Linked DNA regions of Homo sapiens: region 2 is linked to region 1. A link is a contact called in ENCODE POLR2A ChIA-PET data. All regions are on one chromosome and are shown on one strand. Each heading gives the region's core, a stretch centred on a gene start or an enhancer-like site at or near the end of the contact. The rest is flanking DNA. Distances are from core to core; before and after follow the strand shown. Region 1 holds the start of MEF2B (myocyte enhancer factor 2B). Region 2 holds the start of HAPLN4 (hyaluronan and proteoglycan link protein 4).

Evidence for each region. ChIA-PET counts read pairs that join two places held with the same protein, here RNA polymerase II (POLR2A).
Region 2: POLR2A ChIA-PET joins it to region 1 with 12 read pairs in activated B cell. The contact joins the promoter of HAPLN4 here to the promoter of MEF2B in region 1. POLR2A ChIA-PET finds 5 or more read pairs at or near these places in 4 of 52 experiments (HCT116, WTC11, activated B cell and 1 more).

What each region holds. Positions count from the first base shown.
Region 1 is chr19:19,169,002-19,173,240 of GRCh38, reverse strand. MEF2B (myocyte enhancer factor 2B) reads left to right here and starts at 2,978. Exons shown (of 9, transcript NM_001145785.2): 1 at 2,978-3,036. The region is part of intron 5 of BORCS8-MEF2B (BORCS8-MEF2B readthrough); the gene reads left to right. RefSeq lists enhancers at 505-1,111, 1,053-1,272, 2,055-2,818, 3,299-3,348 and a silencer at 2,819-3,078.
Region 2 is chr19:19,260,535-19,264,290 of GRCh38, reverse strand. It overlaps HAPLN4 (hyaluronan and proteoglycan link protein 4), which reads left to right and starts at 1,487. Exons shown (of 5, transcript NM_023002.3): 1 at 1,487-1,561; 2 at 2,728-2,845; 3 at 3,116-3,478. The coding sequence starts at 1,559.

The DNA.
Region 1 (4,239 bases), core at 1,729-4,228:
TGTGTGCCACCATGCCTGGCTTTTTTTTTTTTCTTTTTTTTTTCGAGACAGAGTCTCGCTCTGTCGCCCAGGTTGGAGTGCAGTGGCACGATCTTGGCTCACTGCAAGCTCCGCCTCCCAGGTTCACGCCATTCTCCTGCCTCAGCCTCCCGAGTAGCTGGGACTACAGGCGCCTGCCACCACGCCTGGCTAATTTTTTGTATTTTCAGTAGAGACGGGGTTTCACCGTGTTAGTGAGGATGGTCTCGATCTCCTGACCTCGGGATCCACCCACCTCGGCCTCCCAAAGTGCTGGGATTACAGGCGTGAGCCACCGCGCCCAGCCTATCCACACTTCTCATATGAGCAAAGAGGCCCCAAGGGGTGCAGTGACCATCCTGAGGTCACACAGTGAGTGGGCGGCACAGCTGGGATGGGGACTCAGGGTTCTTTAACCTCAGGGCCCTCCCTACCTACTGGGTCACACATCCTTATCATGGAAGGTCCTTCAAAGCCTTCTCCTGGGAGAGGGGAGAGAATCTGGAGGAGGGAGACAGCGGGGGCAGCTTCTCCACCTCCCCCAGCCTCCCACCCTAGCCTTCTCCTCCATCCCCCACCCACCACCTCCCCCATCTCCCAGACCTGCTTCCCAGGTCACTCTTCTCCCTCACCACCCACTCTGGACCCTTCTATCCCTTCCTCCTCACAACCTTCCCTTCTACCTTCCAACCTCTTACTCTAGCAACTAAGGGTGTCCCTTCATCTGAGAAGAATGAGGTTAAGACTCTTGGTGGCCCTGCTAGGGGACACAATTAGTGGTTGGGGAAGGTATAGGATAGGAACAGAGGCAAAAGGACACGGGACAGACCATGAATAACAAGATGGTGCCCACCAGAAGGAGGGGGCTGGGGAGTTGGGGTGCATAAGGGCCAGCCCCAGCCAGCTTCGCTCTGCTGGGCTAGCCCTTCCCCCAGAGCTGGCCCAGCTGCCGGCCTCACGTAACCAGAGCCTGCCTGTTGCATCAGAGGTGGGCGGGTGGCCTCCGGTAAACAGAGCAGCCCTCCGGGGGCCCAGGGCTCCCCAGCCACCTCCACACTCCCCAAGCCTTGTTCTGCACCATGGAGTGGAGGCAGAAGCCCCCAGCCTGGCCCAGGCCCTGGCATGTCCTTGGGGCACCCCAGTGTATGGCACTGGGCACTGGATGGGGACAGGAGGGACCCACTGATGACACAGTATGAACTCTATAGTTTTCATGTCCAAAGAGAAAGTTGTGCTCAGACTAGAGGCCCACACTGCCCATGTCACAGACGGGTAAACTGAGGTGTGGGGAGAGACACAAGCCTCCCAGGCCCCCTGTTCCCTGTCTCAGTGTCCCCCACACTCCAGCATCTGCCACATGCCTCCCCCTGAGTTTGGGGGACCAGCCCCTCTCTTCTCTGGAGGAGATGGACACCAGGCAGCTTTGCAGCCCCATTGCTCTCCACCTGTATCTGCCCCTCCTCTTCACCCCCTGCCCGCTATACTGGCTTCACCTTCCTCATCTTCCCCGGCCAGAGAATGTTCTATGCTCTTCCTCTGCACTTTTGCAAGTGCTTTTCCCTCTTGAAAAAGCCCTTCTCGGGTCTTGTGTAGTGGCTCACACCTGTAATCTCAGCACCTTGGGAGGCCGAGGAGGAAGGATCTCTTAAGCCCAGGAGTTTGGGACCAGCCTGGGCAACATAGTGAGACATCCTCTCTTAAAAAAAACAAAATTAGCTGGACCTGGTGGTGGCCTGCCTGTAGTCCCAGCTGCTGGGGAGGCTAAGTTGGGAGGATTGCTTGAGCCTAGGAGGTCGAGGCTGCAGTGAGCTATGATCATGCCACTGCACTCCAGCCTGGGCAACACAGTGAGATCCTGCCTTGAAGAAAAAAACAAGAAAAACCTTTCTCCTAGTGGCAAACTCCTACACATACTTGAAAGCCCAGCACAAATGCCCTCTCTTCTGAGAAACCCTCCCTGACTCCTCTGGCACAGCCCTTGCCCCAATTCTGGCCTGTCCCAGCCTCCCATCCCTCCTCTGGCCCAAGCCTGACCCCACAGGGTTAGGGGAGTGCATGGATCCCCTGCCTGCCCCAGACGGGCCGGGGGCTTCTCCAGAAGTGCCCATCCCAGAGCCATCTTTATCCTGTAATTCTTTTCACATTGATACATTCACCAACCCCTGCTCTGATCTTCCTGTGGGTCTGGCCTGTGCTGGGATCCCAGGGGAAGGGGTGGATTTAGAGTTCTGGGCTGGGGTCCAATCCTGGAAGGCCCCTCACAGCTGACCTTTGAAGTTTAGAAAACAGCCTTTAGCGGGGAGAGGTAAGGAGAGGGAAGTGGTTGGTGGAAGCAGTGTGGTTGTCTTGGACTGTGGAGGGGCAGGCGGTGCGGGCTTGAGGGACCAGTAGCTGCGGAGGGTCTGTCACTCCCTGTGGGAGCACATATCTGGCCCCAGGAGGCACAGTTGAGTGAGGCCACACAGGCCACCCGAGAGCCCCGTCTTGCAGTCTTTCCATTCTAGCGAGCGCGAGGGTCAGCGTTGCCTGCGAGAAGGGCTTGGTTCCTCGGGGCGACGGGGTCCGGGATCGGAGTCTATTTCACTCAGGATGGAATCAATCCAGGCAAGTTGGGCCGAGTTAGGAAAAGGTTTAGAATTAGGGTTAGGGTCACAGTAGGGTCAGGGGTCGGCAGTAAGGTCAAGGGCGCCCAGTGAGGGCGGGGAAAGCCTGGCCAGTCTGATCCAGCCCCCTCCCTCCGTTCTGCTTCTTCCTTATCCGCGCCCCCACCCATGGCGCCCCAGCATCCTTTCGCGTCTGAGTCCCAGGCCCATGAACTCCCGGGTCGGGGCCACGCCCAAGTGCACGCCCATCGCCGCCTCCAGGGTGACGCCCTGTATGCAAATAAGCCCGTCCCGCCCAATCAGCTCCCGGGGGCAGGACCGCCCGCTCCCAAGGCACCTGCGGCCGCGGGCCCCTGATCTTCGTGCAGCCGCCGCGGGTCCGTGCGCCCAGCGTCCCAGGGCCCAGGCCGAGCAGGTGCGTGTCATATCGGGTTGAGACTCCTGTGGTGTCCTCTGAACGGCTTCTGCGGGCTGGGTGGGTTTTGGAGGTCCGGGTGTACTGCTGGGCGTCCCAGGGTGGGGTGTGTGTCTAAAGGGGTGTGTGTCGTGGGGTGGTGAGTCCCCGAGGTTGTGGCAGGAGGGGGTTGTGTCTCCAAGGGGTGTGTGTCTGAAGGGTGTGGGTCTGGAAGTTGTGTGTCCAAGGGCTCTGCGTCTGAGATTTGGTGTGAGTTGGGGAGTTGGAGAGTTAGCTGTGTGTCCAAAATCATGGTGCTGTGAGGCCCTATTATGTGTCTGTGAGCTCTGTGATGTGGCATGTGATGTCCCTCTCTCCTGGTGTGCACTCCTTTAGCATTAGCGCATCCCCTGTGCACAACCCTATGCCTTCTTGCTGTGGGTGTACACTCGTTTGTCACAGCAGGATGGTAGGCACAAAACCTTGGAACGGGGGAGCAACAGCTGCCGGGGCCAACTCTCCTCCCTTTGCCTCAATGGGTACAGGAACAAGAGTCACATCCCCGTGTGGTTGTTAGCACATGACAAGGTGGTGGCAGCATTACTTTCACGGTCACAGTCCTCCCTCCCTATCTCTTTTGGGGTCCAGGGCTGCAGATATGGGTGACCTGTGTCCTTGGCCACCCTAACCCCTAGTTGCAGACCCAATTAGTCAGAAATAGCTGGCCGGGCACTGTGGCTCATGCCTGTAATCCCAGCACTTTGGAGGCTGAGGCAGGAGGATCACTTGAGCCCAGTAGTTTGAGACCAGCCTGGGCAACATAGTGAGACCCCCATTTTCTTTTTCTTTTCTTTTCTTTCTTTGTTTTTTTTTTGAGACAGGGTCTCATCCTGTCGCCCAGGCTGGAGTACAGTGGTGATCTTTGTTCACTGCAACCTCCAGCTCCCAGGCTCAAACAATTCTCCTCCCTCAGCCTTCTAAGTAGCTGGGATTACAGGCGCGTGCCACTACCGCCTGGCTAGTTTTTGTATTTTTAGTAGAGATGGGCTTTCACCATGTTGGCCAGGCTGGTCTTGAACTCCAGACCTCAAATGATTCACCTGCCTCAACCTCCCAAAGTGCTGGGATTACAGGCGTGAGCCCCTGCACCTGGCTTTAAAAAAAAATTTTTTTTGAGACAGAGTCTCACTCTGTCACCCAGGCTGGAGCGCAGTGGCTCAATCT
Region 2 (3,756 bases), core at 238-2,737, 93 kb before region 1:
TGCCATCGTGGTTGCCAGGAGTGAGAGGTGCTGGGATAGCAGAAGGCGGCCTCTGGTTGGTATGCACGGCTCATCTTCCAGATGGGAAAACCGAGGCTCAGTATGGACAAGAGACCTGCCCAAGGTCATGGCCAGAGAGAAAAGTTCCTGCTCTACCAATAAATCATAACTAATAGCATGATACATTTATTAAGCACCTACTGTATACCTTGACTGCTACATGCTGGATCTCACTCCATATTCCAGATGGGGAAACCAAGGCTGCAGGAGGTGAAGGTCCTGGTCTGAGATCATTCCCCCGCTCAGTCCCCAAGGCATGGCTGAGCTAAGAGATGGAGCCCCAGCCTGTTGGACCACAGAAACCACAACTCTGCCTCTCCTATCTGGTCGGGTTGGGCTCATTTTAGGGGAAACTGAGTCCTGGAAGGAAGCCAAGGTGTTAGGAGAAAGACTCACTGTTTGCTATTGTTTGATTTTTTGAAATTGGGTGAAAGGCCAGGTTTAGGGGCGACTTGGGCCTGGAGTAAGTCAGGGACCTTGACCAGATGTCCCTTTTCCTTTTCTTTCTTTCTTTTTCTTTTTCTTTTTTTTTTTTTTTTTTGAGACGGAGTTTTCACTCTTGTTGCCCCGGCTGATATGCAATGGCACGATCTTGGCTCACCACAACCTCCACCTCCTGGGTTCAAGCAATTCTCCTGCCTCAGCCCCCTGAGTAGCTGGGATTACAGGCATGTGCCACCACACCTGGCTAATTTTGTATTTTTAGTAGAGACAGAGTTTCTCCATGTTGGTCAGGTTGGCCTCGCACTCCTGACCTCAGGTGATCCTCCCATCTTGGCCTCACAAAGTGCTGGGATTACAGACGTGAGCCACCGCGCCCGGCCTAGATGTCCCTTTTTCTTGCCCCTCCCAACCCCTACCGGAGATCTACTGTATGTCTAGCTACTGGATCTTCACCAAAGAGTCAGCAGCAGGCTCAGAGAGGCCAACTGTCTCCTCCAAGGTCTCACAGCCAGTGAGGGGCAGACTTGAATTGGGGCCTGTGGCTCCAGTCCACAGCAGAGTGTGACTATCGTGAGGCCCCCACCCTGCACAGGGAGCGCCTTTGGGGTGCTGGAGACCAGGACTCCACTATGACTACCCAATGGACAGGTGGCCTGCAGGCCAAATGATCTCTTTCACCAGATCCCCCAGGTCCCCTGCCAAAGCACAGTAACCAAGATAGAAGACTCAGCCCCCTCCTCCATTTCAAAGATGGTTAAACTGAGGCTCAGAGAGGTTCTTCCCTGGCCTAAGTTCAGCTAGCAGGGTGAGGGAACTAGCTCTGCACTCCAAGTCCAGAGCGCTTCTTTCTCCGCCCGCGCTCCAGCCACTGCTCCAGGGGAGCGTGGGCCCCCGCGGCCCCTTTAATACACCCCGCCTCGCCCGCCTTCCTCCTCCCCTTGCAGGCAGACGCCGGGATTGCGCCGCCTGCAGGGACCTGCCCAGTCTTAACCGGGTGTGCGGGGAGCGCAGTCCGGGTGCGTAGGGGCCGCTCGGCGGGGGCCGCGCGGGCAAGATGGTAAGTGGGGCTGCGGGCGCGGGTGGTGTGTGCCCCGTCTCCCCAATCTTGGATTCTATATCTCTCTGCCTCTGAATCTATATCCCTCTGAGTTTCTTCTGTCTCTTCCTTTTCTCTGTCTCTCACCCTCTTTGATCTCTCTTTTTGGCACTCTAGGTTCTCTCCCTCTCCATTTCTCCCTGCCTCTCTCCATCTCTGTCATCCTCTCTGCCTTTTTCCTCTCCTCTCCGTTTCTGTCTTTCCCTGTCCCTATCTCTCCCTCCTCTTCTCTGAGTCTCTCTGCCTCTGGCACTCTCCTGTCTCTCCCTCTCCCTTTCTGTCTCTCCCTCTCCCTCTCTGTCGCTCCCTCTGCCTCTCTGTCTCTCCCTCTGCCTCTCTGTCTCCCTCTGCCTCTCTGTCTCTCCCTCTCCATCTGTGTCTCTCCCTCTCCATCTCTGTCTCTTCCTCTGCCTCTCTCTCTCTCCCTCTGCTTCTCTGTCTCTTCCTCTCTGTCTCTCCCTTTCCATCTCTGTCTTTCCCTCTCCATCTCTGTATCTTCCTCTGCCCCTCTGTCTCTCCCTCTGCCTCTCTGTCTCTCCCTCTCCATCTCTGTCTCTCCCTCTACATCTGTCTCTTCTTTTCCATCTGTCTCTCCCTCTCCATCTCTGCCTCTCTCTCTTCCCTTCCCCTTTTTCTGTGTCGCGCACTCTCTTCTCTGCCTCTCCCTGCCTTTCTCTCTGTCCCTGTTCTCTCCCCGCGTCTCTCCCTCTTTCTCTCCAGCTCTCCCCCCTCCCTGCCCGCCCCGGCCCGGTTTGCTGCAGTCTCCTGGCGCACGGATAACCTTGCTGCCGCCGCTCCTCCAGCTCTTCCCCACCCCCCTATCCCCGGCCCGGGCCAGGGCCAGAAGGGGGCGGGGCAGCGAGCCTCGGGTTTTGGGGTGGGGGGGAATGAGGCGGGATCTGGGGCAGGACTGAGGGCGGGGGGGAGTCTAGGGGCGTGGGTTCTTGCAGAAGCTAGGATGTGAGGTCCCAAGAGGAGGAGGGGGAGTTCTCCAGGACCCCGGAAAGGGTGGGGACATGGGCGTGAGAGAGGTCCTCGCTGTGGGGAAGGCAGGCCCGGGAGGGAGCCAGGCCTCCGAAAAGCCAAGGCTGGGAGGCTGGACTGAGCGCCCCGTGCCCGCCCCCCAGGTGTGCGCTCGGGCGGCCCTCGGTCCCGGCGCGCTCTGGGCCGCGGCCTGGGGCGTCCTGCTGCTCACAGCCCCTGCGGGGGCGCAGCGTGGCCGGAAGAAGGTCGTGCACGTGCTGGGTGAGTCAGGGCCGCTAAAAGTGGTCTTCTCCGCGAAAAGCAGAAGTGGCCAAGTGCGGAGAGGGGTAGCGGGTAGGGCGTTCCTGACGTCCGCGGTTCCCCCAGCCACTCCCCATCTGAGCCCCTCGCCCTCTCCCTGAGCCCCTGGACCCTTCTGATTCCCCGACCCCCACCCGAGTCTTCCCACGTTCCCCTCCCCAGAGACACCTTCCCCAGAGGCCCCCTTCTGCCCCTAGGCCCCTCCTCTGAACCCTGCTTGGTTGTCCTCAGAGGGTGAGTCGGGCTCGGTAGTGGTACAGACAGCGCCTGGGCAGGTGGTAAGCCACCGTGGTGGCACCATCGTCTTGCCCTGCCGCTACCACTATGAGGCAGCCGCCCACGGTCACGACGGCGTCCGGCTCAAGTGGACAAAGGTGGTGGACCCGCTGGCCTTCACCGACGTCTTCGTGGCACTAGGCCCCCAGCACCGGGCATTCGGCAGCTACCGTGGGCGGGCTGAGCTGCAGGGCGACGGGCCTGGGGATGCCTCCCTGGTCCTCCGCAACGTCACGCTGCAAGACTACGGGCGCTATGAGTGCGAAGTCACCAATGAGCTGGAAGATGACGCTGGCATGGTCAAGCTGGACCTGGAAGGTGATCAGCCGGTGGGGAGGATAAACCTTGCTTCTGAGGAAGGAGGGGGGCGGGGATGGCAAGGGACATAAACCAAATCAAGTTGGCCTGCAGGCATTTAGAAGGTTGGTTGGGGTAGAGCCCCCATATCTGGTTCTGGGTGATTTTCCTCCCCAGGGACATTGGCGATGTCTGGAGATATTTTACGTTGTCACATCTGGAGAAGGCAGTTGCTACTAGCCCCTAGTGGGTAGAGGCCAGGGATGCAGCTATACATCCTACCAGGCACAGGATAGTCC